2 separate regions of the Homo sapiens genome follow, and region 2 is linked to region 1. The links are chromatin loops, found by intact Hi-C in ENCODE. Cell type or tissue: sigmoid colon. All regions are shown on one strand. Each heading gives the region's core, and the rest is flanking DNA. Links, peaks and the distances in the headings are about the cores only.

The links. A loop is a pair of places that touch in the nucleus more often than their neighbours do. Peaks named below come from ENCODE experiments on the same cell type or tissue, not always from the same donor. Only the 100,000 strongest peaks of a DNase experiment are listed, where the experiment ranks them.
Region 2: a loop joins it to region 1, with 9 times the contacts of the local background. A loop is called at or near these places in 1 of 110 quality-filtered maps.

Annotation. Positions count from the first base shown.
Region 1 is chr2:160,523,140-160,527,541 of GRCh38, forward strand. No RefSeq gene overlaps it. Among named protein-coding and RNA genes, the nearest start is that of RBMS1, 32 kb to the left of the region's middle. In sigmoid colon, for the core only: no CTCF peak of the experiment used is centred there; no DNase peak of the experiment used is centred there.
Region 2 is chr2:160,450,942-160,455,343 of GRCh38, forward strand. All of the region lies in intron 1 of RBMS1 (RNA binding motif single stranded interacting protein 1), which reads right to left. Among named protein-coding and RNA genes, the nearest start is that of RBMS1, 41 kb to the right of the region's middle. In sigmoid colon, for the core only: no CTCF peak of the experiment used is centred there; no DNase peak of the experiment used is centred there; H3K27ac peaks cover 383 bases.

The DNA of each region.
Region 1 (4,402 bases), core at 229-4,228:
GTCTATTCACATTTTTAAAAAATCAGATTGCAAAGTTGACTTCATGCTGTTTTTGTGGGTGAGACTTACTGACTGGAAAACTTACTGTTATTATGAGTCAGAAGTGGACACTGAAATAAGCTTAAAAAAGAGAACTTCACTATGGAGCACCAACACTTATACTCTAGTTCTTCCTGGATAATCAGCTCCATTTCTTTAGAAGAGAACCCTCAAATAAGTTTGCTTTGCATTAAGAGCTTGACTGCAAGCTCTTCTATGTGGTAGGAAACTGGGATGCATTGATTGCTAAGTATATTCACCTAGAAATGATTCCCCAATTTTCAGCCACACTCTTTCCCAACTTTTGGTCCTACTTGGCTGTGGTTGAGTCATTAGCCTTTTCTGGGTTCAACTATGTGGTCGTGGTTGTCTCGTTCATTGGCTGTAGCTTCTTCCATGTACGTTCTGAGCTGGGGCTTTTTTTCTCTTCATCAATAAGAAAAAACACAAAGTAAAAATCGGCTGTAATCCCATCACACCAAGATAATTATTGTTAGATTTTAGTCTTTTTTTTCTCTTTAAAATCACCAAATGCCCTTCTCTAGTATTGTTTCTATCCATTTAACAGATTCAGCAGCACTAAAGCCCAGCATACAATTTGACAAAGTCAGAATTTCTCCATAGGACGTGGGGAAAGGCTAGGGACACTTGTGTTGATAATAATTATCTCTTGACGCTTTATATTATTATAAACCAGACAGTGATAATTATCTTTGCAGCCAAATCTGTGAATATTCATTCATTTCCTTAAATTTTCCAGAAGTTGAGACAAAGGATAAAAACACTTTCCAAAGGCTTTCCATAAATATACCAAACAGCTCTCGGGGCCAGTTTTACCAGTTTAAGCACAAGCAACAAGGTTTGATAATACGCCCCATTTTCAGCACTGATGATTATTAAGTTTTTTGGTAATTTAATGGATAAATACCTTACTGTTTCAATTTGCAGTTTTTCAACTTGTAGTAAAGTTAATTTAAAAAATAAATTAATTTTTTTATCTGGCTTGTTCTTAGCAAATAGCTCATTTTTTGTTGGGGGTGTTCATTCATTCTTTGTTTTTCCTGATTGTTTTCAACCTTTCCACTAATTATTATTATTATTTTTTTGAGAATCTAATATGCTAGGCACTGTTCCACATTTTGGAAATACAGGAGTAAATAAAACATAATCCCGACCCTCATAGAGCTTATATTTTAATGAGAAGAAAGACATAATACATAAAATGTAGTAGGTCAGATGGTGGTAAGCACTGAGAAAAAGAAAAATAAAGCAGGCAAGGATATGTTGGGAGTGGGGCCTTCTGAGGACCTATCAAGAGGGCAACATTTGAGCAGATATCTGAAGGAAGTAAGGGAATGAGCCATGTCTTTAACTGGGGTCAGAGCTTGCAGGCAGAGGGACTAGCAAGTGCAGAGACTCTGGGATGGAAGTGTGCTTGCTATGTTTAAGGAACTTCAAAGAGGCCAGAGTGGCTGGAACTGAGCAAGTAAGGAGAGTATTAGAAGGAGAGGTCTGAGAGGTGGGAGTACATATGTGGGGGGCAAATCATGTAAATACTCAGAGATAGACCCTTGTAAAATCTTTAGCTTTTACTCTGAGGAAATGGCAAATTATTGGAAGGATATGAGTGGAAGAATGACATGCTGTAACTTATTTATTTTTTTTAATCAACCAAATTCAATATCTCGATCTTGTTTTACTTGTTTTTAGTCCTGTTCAAACAAATCAACTGTACAAGGATATTTTTGAGACAACTGGGAAAATTATACACAGTCTAAGGATTAGAAGGAATTGTTAAATCTTAAATTTAAATTCTAAATTTAAATTAAAAAATTGTAAATTTATTTATATATATATTTTTATTATACTTTAAGTTCTAGGGTACATGTGCACAATATGCTGGTTTGTTACATATGTATACAAGTGCCATGTTTGTATGCTGCACCCATTAACTCGTCATTTAACATTAGGTATATCTCCTAATGCTATCCCTCCCCTCTCCCCCTACCCGACAACAGGCCCCAGTGTGTGATGTTCCCCTTCCTCTGTCCAAGTGTTCTCATTGTTCAATTCCCATCTATGAGTGAGAACATGCGGTGTTTGGTTTTTTGTCCTTGAGATAGTTTGCTGAGAATGATGGTTTCCAGCTTCATCCATGTCCCTACAAAGGACATGAACTCATCCTTTTTTATGGCTGCATAGTAATTCCATGGTGTATATGTGCCACATTTTCTTAATCCAGTCTATCATTGATGAACATTTGGGTTGGTTCCAAGTCTTTGCTATTCTGAATAGTGCCGCAATAAGCATACGTGTGCATGTGTCTTTATAGCAGCATGATTTATAATCCTTTGGGTATATACCCAGTCATGGGATGGCTGGGTCAAATGGTTTTTTTCTAGTTCTAGATCCTTAAGGAATTGCCACACTGTCTTCCATAATGGATGAACTAGTTTACGGTCCCGCCAACAGTGTAGAAGTGTTCCTATTTCTCCACATCCTCTCCAGCCCCTGTTGTTTCCTGACTTTTTAATGATCACCATTCTAACTGGTGTGAGATGGTATCTCATTGTGGTTTTGATTTGCATTTCTCTGATGGCCAGTGATGAGCATTTTTTCATGTGTCTGTTGGCTGCATAAATGTCTTCTTTTGAGAAGTGTCTGTTCATATCCTTCATCCACTTTTTGATGGGGTTGTTTTTTCTTGTAAGTTTGTTTGAGTTCTTTATAGATTCTGATTAGCCCTTTGTCAGGTGGGTAAATTGCAAAAATTTTCTCCCATTCTGTAGGTTGCCTGTTCACTCTGATGGTAGTTTCTTTGGCTGTGCAGAAGCTCTTTAGTTTAATTAGATCCCATTTGTCAATTTTGGCTTCTGTTGCCATTGCTTTTGGTGTTTTAGACATGAAGTCCTTGCCCATGCCTATGTACTGAATGGTAATGCCTAGGTTTTCTTCCAGGGTTTTTATGGTTTTAGGGCTAACATTTAAGTCTTTAATCCATCTTGAATTAATTTTTGTATAAGGTATAAGGAAGAGATCCAGTTTCAGCTTTCTACATATGGCTAGCCAGTTTTCCCAGCACCGTTTATTAAATAGGGAATCCTTTCCCCATTTCTTTTTGTCAGGTTTGTCAAAGATCAGATGGTGTAGATGTGTGGTACTATTTCTGAGGACTCTGTTCTGTTCCATTGGTCTATATATCTGTCTTGGTACCAGTACCATGCTGTTTTGGTTACTGTAGCCTTATAGTATAGTTTGAAGTCAGGTAGCGTGATGCCTCCAGCTTTGTTCTTTTGGCTTAGGATTGACTTGGCAATGCGGGCTCTTTTTTGGTTCCACATGAACTTTAAAGTAGTTTTTTCCAATTCTGTGAAGAAAGTCATTGGTAGCTTGATGGGGATGGCATTAAATCTATAAACTACCTTGGGCAGTATGGCCATTTTCATGATATCGATTCTTCTATCCATGAGCATGGAATGTTCTTCCATTTGTTTGTGTCCTCTTTTATTTGGTTGAGCAGTGGTTTGTAGTTCTCCTTGAAGAGGTCCTTCACATCCCTTGTAAGTTGGATTCTTAGGTATTTTATTCTCTTTGAAGCAGTTGTGAATGGGAGTTCACTCATGATATGGTTCTGTCTGTTATTGGTGCATAAGAATCCTTGTGATTTTTGCACATTGATTTTGTATCCTGAGACTTTGCTGAAGTTGCTTCCCAGCTTAAGGAGATTTTGGGCTGAGATGATGGGGTTTTCTAACTATACAGTCATGTCATCTGCAAACAGGGACAGTTTGACTTCCTCTTTTCCTAACTGAATACCCTTTATTTCTTTCTCCTGCCTGATTGATGGCCCTGGCCAGAACTTCCAACACTATGTTAAATAGGAGTGGTGAGAGAGGGCATCCCTGTCTTCTGCCAGTTTTCAAAGGTCATGCTTCCAGTTTTTGCCCATTCAGTATGATATTGGCTGTAGGTTTGTTATAAATAGCTCTTATTATTTTGAGATACGTCCCATCAATACCTAATTTATTGAGAGTTTTTAGCACGAAGAGCTGTTGAATTTTGTCAAAGGCCTTTTCTGCATCTATTGAGATAATCGTGGTTTTTGTAGTTGGTTCTGTTTATATGCTGGATTACATTTATTGATTTCTGTATGTTGAACCAGCCTTGCATCCCAGGGATGAAGCCCACTTGATCATGGTGGGTAAGCTTTTTGATGTGCAGCTGGATTCGGTTTGCCAGTATTTTATTGAGGATTTTTGCATCAATGTTCATCAGGGATATTGGTCTAAAATTCTCTTTTTTTGTTGTGTCTCTGCCAGGCTTTGGTATCAGGATGATGCTGGCCTCATAAAATGAGTTAGGG
Region 2 (4,402 bases), core at 249-4,248, 72 kb before region 1:
GCAGGAGGATCACTTGAGGCGAGGGCAACATAGTGAGACCCCATCTCTACAAAAAACTATAAAAATCAGTCAGATATAGTGCTGCATGCCTGTTGTCCCAGCTAGTTGGGAGGCTGAAGTGGGAGGATCCCTTGAGCCCAGGAGTTTGAGGCTGCAGTGAGCTGTGATGAGCACCACTGTATTCCAGCCTGGGTGACAGAGCAAGACCATGCTTCAGAAAAAAAAAAATAAATAAATAAAAACTAGAGAAAATATCATAACATGTTTATTGTCTTGATGTTTTGTATTAATTGTCAAAGAAACACTCAGGATCTCTAAATTTATCTGCTTGTGTTAAACCAATGTTTGCTCTTTGGGTGTTGGTTGTTTTGTTCAAAATATCCGTGATTAACCCTGATGAGTGTTCACCTTCCAGTGCCTTCATAGTTTTTATCTCCTTTGATAAATGAAATAAAGAAGCAACAGGTACAAAACTAATCCAAAAAAAGTATTTCCTTTACAATGTACAAGTATAATCTATATTTGGATTAAAATGTAAACATCAATAATTTATCATTTTGGTAGTAAAATAACCTTAGTGTGTTATTAGTAATTTTCAAATCTACTTAAACCCAATGCACCAGACAAAATATAGAAATAAAACGTTTAATGCAGCACTGTTTTTATTATTATTATTATTATTTTTTTGACAGAGTCTTGCTCTGTCAGTCAGGCTGGAGTGCAGTGGTGCAATCTCGGCTCACTGCAACCTCCATCTCCTGGGCTCAAGCAATTCTCCTGCCTCAGCCACCCGAGTAGCTGGGATTACAGGTGTGCGCCACCACTCCCGGCTAAATTTTGTATTTTTAGTACAGATGGTGTTTTCACCATGTTGGCCAGGCTGGTCTTGAACTCCTGACCTCAGGTAATCTACCCTCCTCGGCCTCCTAAAGTGTTGGGATTACAGGCATGAGGCACCGCGCCTGGCCAATGCAGCAGTATCTTAAAAAATCATCCTTTTATTATTTCCATCTAAGTTTTTTTTCAAATTATAAAATCTTATATTTAGGTTTTATCTATCTAATGAAAACCAAATAAAACCTGAATAAAAGCAAACTTGAACCCCTTAAAGAGGCTGTACAAAGAATTTAAGTATCAATCATGGCAGGACTAGAGTCCTTGTCATCTGGATCTCCATGGGGATGTGATCTAGTTTGAGGCCTAGAAAATCAGATCAGTTATGAGAAGGCTCTATGGAATTACTGGAACTTAGAGGAGATGGAAAAAAAAAGATACAGATTGATATGGAGGCCTCTGAGCTCCCAGGAAATCCCAAAGTCCTCATCTAAAGGTCCCAGGGCTATCATGGTGAGCTAATAAGTACAGTCATTCCTCATCCATGGGAGATGGGTTCCAGGACCCCCAGAAGACACCAAAATCCCCAGATGCTTAAGTTCCTTATATAAAATGACAAAGTATTTGCATATAACCTAGGGACATCCCCCTGTATATTTAAATGATCTCTTAATTACTTATATTAATAACACATAATACAACATAAATGCTATGTAAATAGTGGTTATACTATATTTTTTGTTGTTGTATTGTTATTCATTGTTTATTTTTAAAAATATTTTCAATCTGTGGTTGTTCAATCCATGGATGCAGAACCTGCAGATATGGAAGGCCAACTGTATTCTCTTCCAAGGTGTGCACTTTTACAGGTCAGTGCAACAGGCTTAGAATGACCTTATTACGAGAATGGTAATCAACAGTGTCAAGTGCTTGTACCACGTAATCACAAAGCTAAGCACTGGAGGGTATAGCAGAGAACAAGACAGACGTACTACCTGCTCTCACAGGGCTTACAGTCCAGCAGAGAAAACTGGCATTCATCAAACAAGTACGAGTATGATAAAAGTCTCCCAGGAGAAATTAGGAGCTTATGAGATCACATTACAGGGACTCCAGACTTGGTGAGGGAAGTGATAAGTTGTGATATTTACATTTGCTCAAGTCACTTAACCTTGTAATGCCTTAGTATCTTCATCTGTAGGATGGGGTAATAGTAGTGCTTACCTTACAGGACTCACGTAAGGATTAACAAAGCACTAACCACAGGGACAAGCACTGGATAGGTGATTGTTGTGTGTTTCTGTAACTACTGTTATGATGATGATGATGATGATGATGATGCTTATTATTACTATTACTATTGGCCTGAATAAGGAATAAAAGTTTGCCAGGCAAAAGGGAGAGAAGGGAATAGCAGGAGGAACTAGTCCAGAGAGAAAAAAAAAAATATGTGCAAAACCCTGGAGATCCAAAAGGTTGTGGTGCTTCCAGATGGACAAAATTAAGGCCTGTAAAAAAGAAATAAACTAGAGATCTCTAAAAGGGAGGATCCTTCTGGATCCTTTCCAAAAGTTTCCCCTGTCATCCTTACCATCGTAAAAGCATTTCCCCTTGACTCTGCTTTTCTTTCCACATACCATATTATGATCGTTCTTTTCTTTTTTATAATTTTCTGCATTTTCCAAATTATCCCTGTAAGCATGCATTACTTTCATAATTTAAAAAAAGAATTTTAAAAGTGATCCCTTCATTCTTTCTCTCCCCATAACAACCTAACTTCTGCCAAATTTGACTTGTATTCATTGCCCTCTTATGTCACTTCCCCCTCACTCAACAATGCATTGCCACCACTCCAGCATCATGTTTCTCAAACACAGATCTGCTCTCTCATTCCCATGCTTCAAACATTTCATGGCCTACAAAATAACACCCAAGCTCCTCAGGAAAATCACCCAAATGACCCAGAACCTACATCCAGTCTATCTTTCTCGTGTCATCTCCTACCACTCTTCTCCTTACCCACCCTTCTTCACAAGCACCCTCAGCCACACAGAACTTCTCACCAATTTCCTGAATCCAGTATATACTTTGGTGCCCCTCTACCTTAGTTCATGATAGTTTTTATGCTAAGAGTGGCTTTCCAGCCTTCTCCAGCTAACAAAATTCACTCCTCCTTCCCAACCCACTAAGTTTCAATGTCATCTCCTCTATGAACGTTTCTTCTATTCTCTCCACCTCACCCCCAAACACAAGCCCTTGTAATGACCTCTATGTTTATCTCCTGCTTATACTGAGTTCTATCAAAGTAGAAGCCATATCTACTTTACCTTTGTTGCTACATCCAGATCATATCTCAATAAATGTCTGTGTTGTTACTGTTCAAATTAAGATAATCATATAATGGTTTCTTTGAGGAAACCTCATGAGAGGTAGACTGTTTAAACTAGACATAGAAAGGATGCAAGGACAACACACCATTTCAATTATTTACTCTTTTCATGCAATGTTACATGAGTATTTACCAAGTTAGCACACAGTTACTGACTGCTTACTATTTGTGCTAGGTACACAGTTGTGAATAAGATGCTAAAGATACTAAAGAAACACACAAATAAATGCATAGTTATAAAATGCAGTAGGTGCCATATAAAGAAAGAACAGGAGACCATGAAGGATGGCAACTTTGAGGTCCTGGGGTACCAGGAAGTGCCTCTCTAAGGAAGCAACTGGAACAATGCAAAGTGAAAGTGGAGGAGGAATTAACCATGTAAAGAATGTGAGAAAGAGTGTCCCAAAAGAAGGGGAATATACTGGGAGGTCCTGAGGCAGGAAGGATCTGGGCGTGTGTAAGGAAGTGAAGGCCAGCATGCCTGGAACCCAGTGAAGAAGAGGAGTGGCGAGCCAACCTAGAACTCCTCTAAGGAGCTGGTCCTGTGAAAGAGTCTGCACTTTCTTGTAAAGGCACCAGTAAGTCACTAAGGGTTTTAGGTAGTGGGGGTGGGGCTGGGACAGTGACAGGATCAGATTAATGTTTTTCAAATATCACCATGAAATGAGCAATTGAAATTTCTTTTAGGTAGAATTACTAGTGAGATGGAAAAGTTCTCCATTTATTTGATTTTTCAGTATACTTAGTATAATAATTATTTGAACATCCATCAGTAAACATTATATTCAGTCAAATATTTGTCTCTGATCATTCTTAAAAGTTAAATTCAAACCACCTCTGTAGCTGTCTCTCTTTCTCTGAATCGTATACTTCAGGTACACAAAGTTACAATGCAGATCCTGGTTCCTAGAATGCCACATTATACATGCCATTAAATGTTTAATCAGAACTATCATTCCAAAAAGTTTAAAGCCTCTTTTCAAGAAAAAGACCGGTATCTGATGTCAATTGAAACTCAATTTTTTCATTTTTACTTCAGTTGAAAACCTGGCCTTTTCTACCTGAGCTGATGCTTTATAAATGGCAATATAAGACATGGTACAGGCTGTTATTTTTGTTTGTTTAGAAATGTCACACTCCTCTCTGTTGCGAACAAATGTGCTCAAGTTACAATTATGT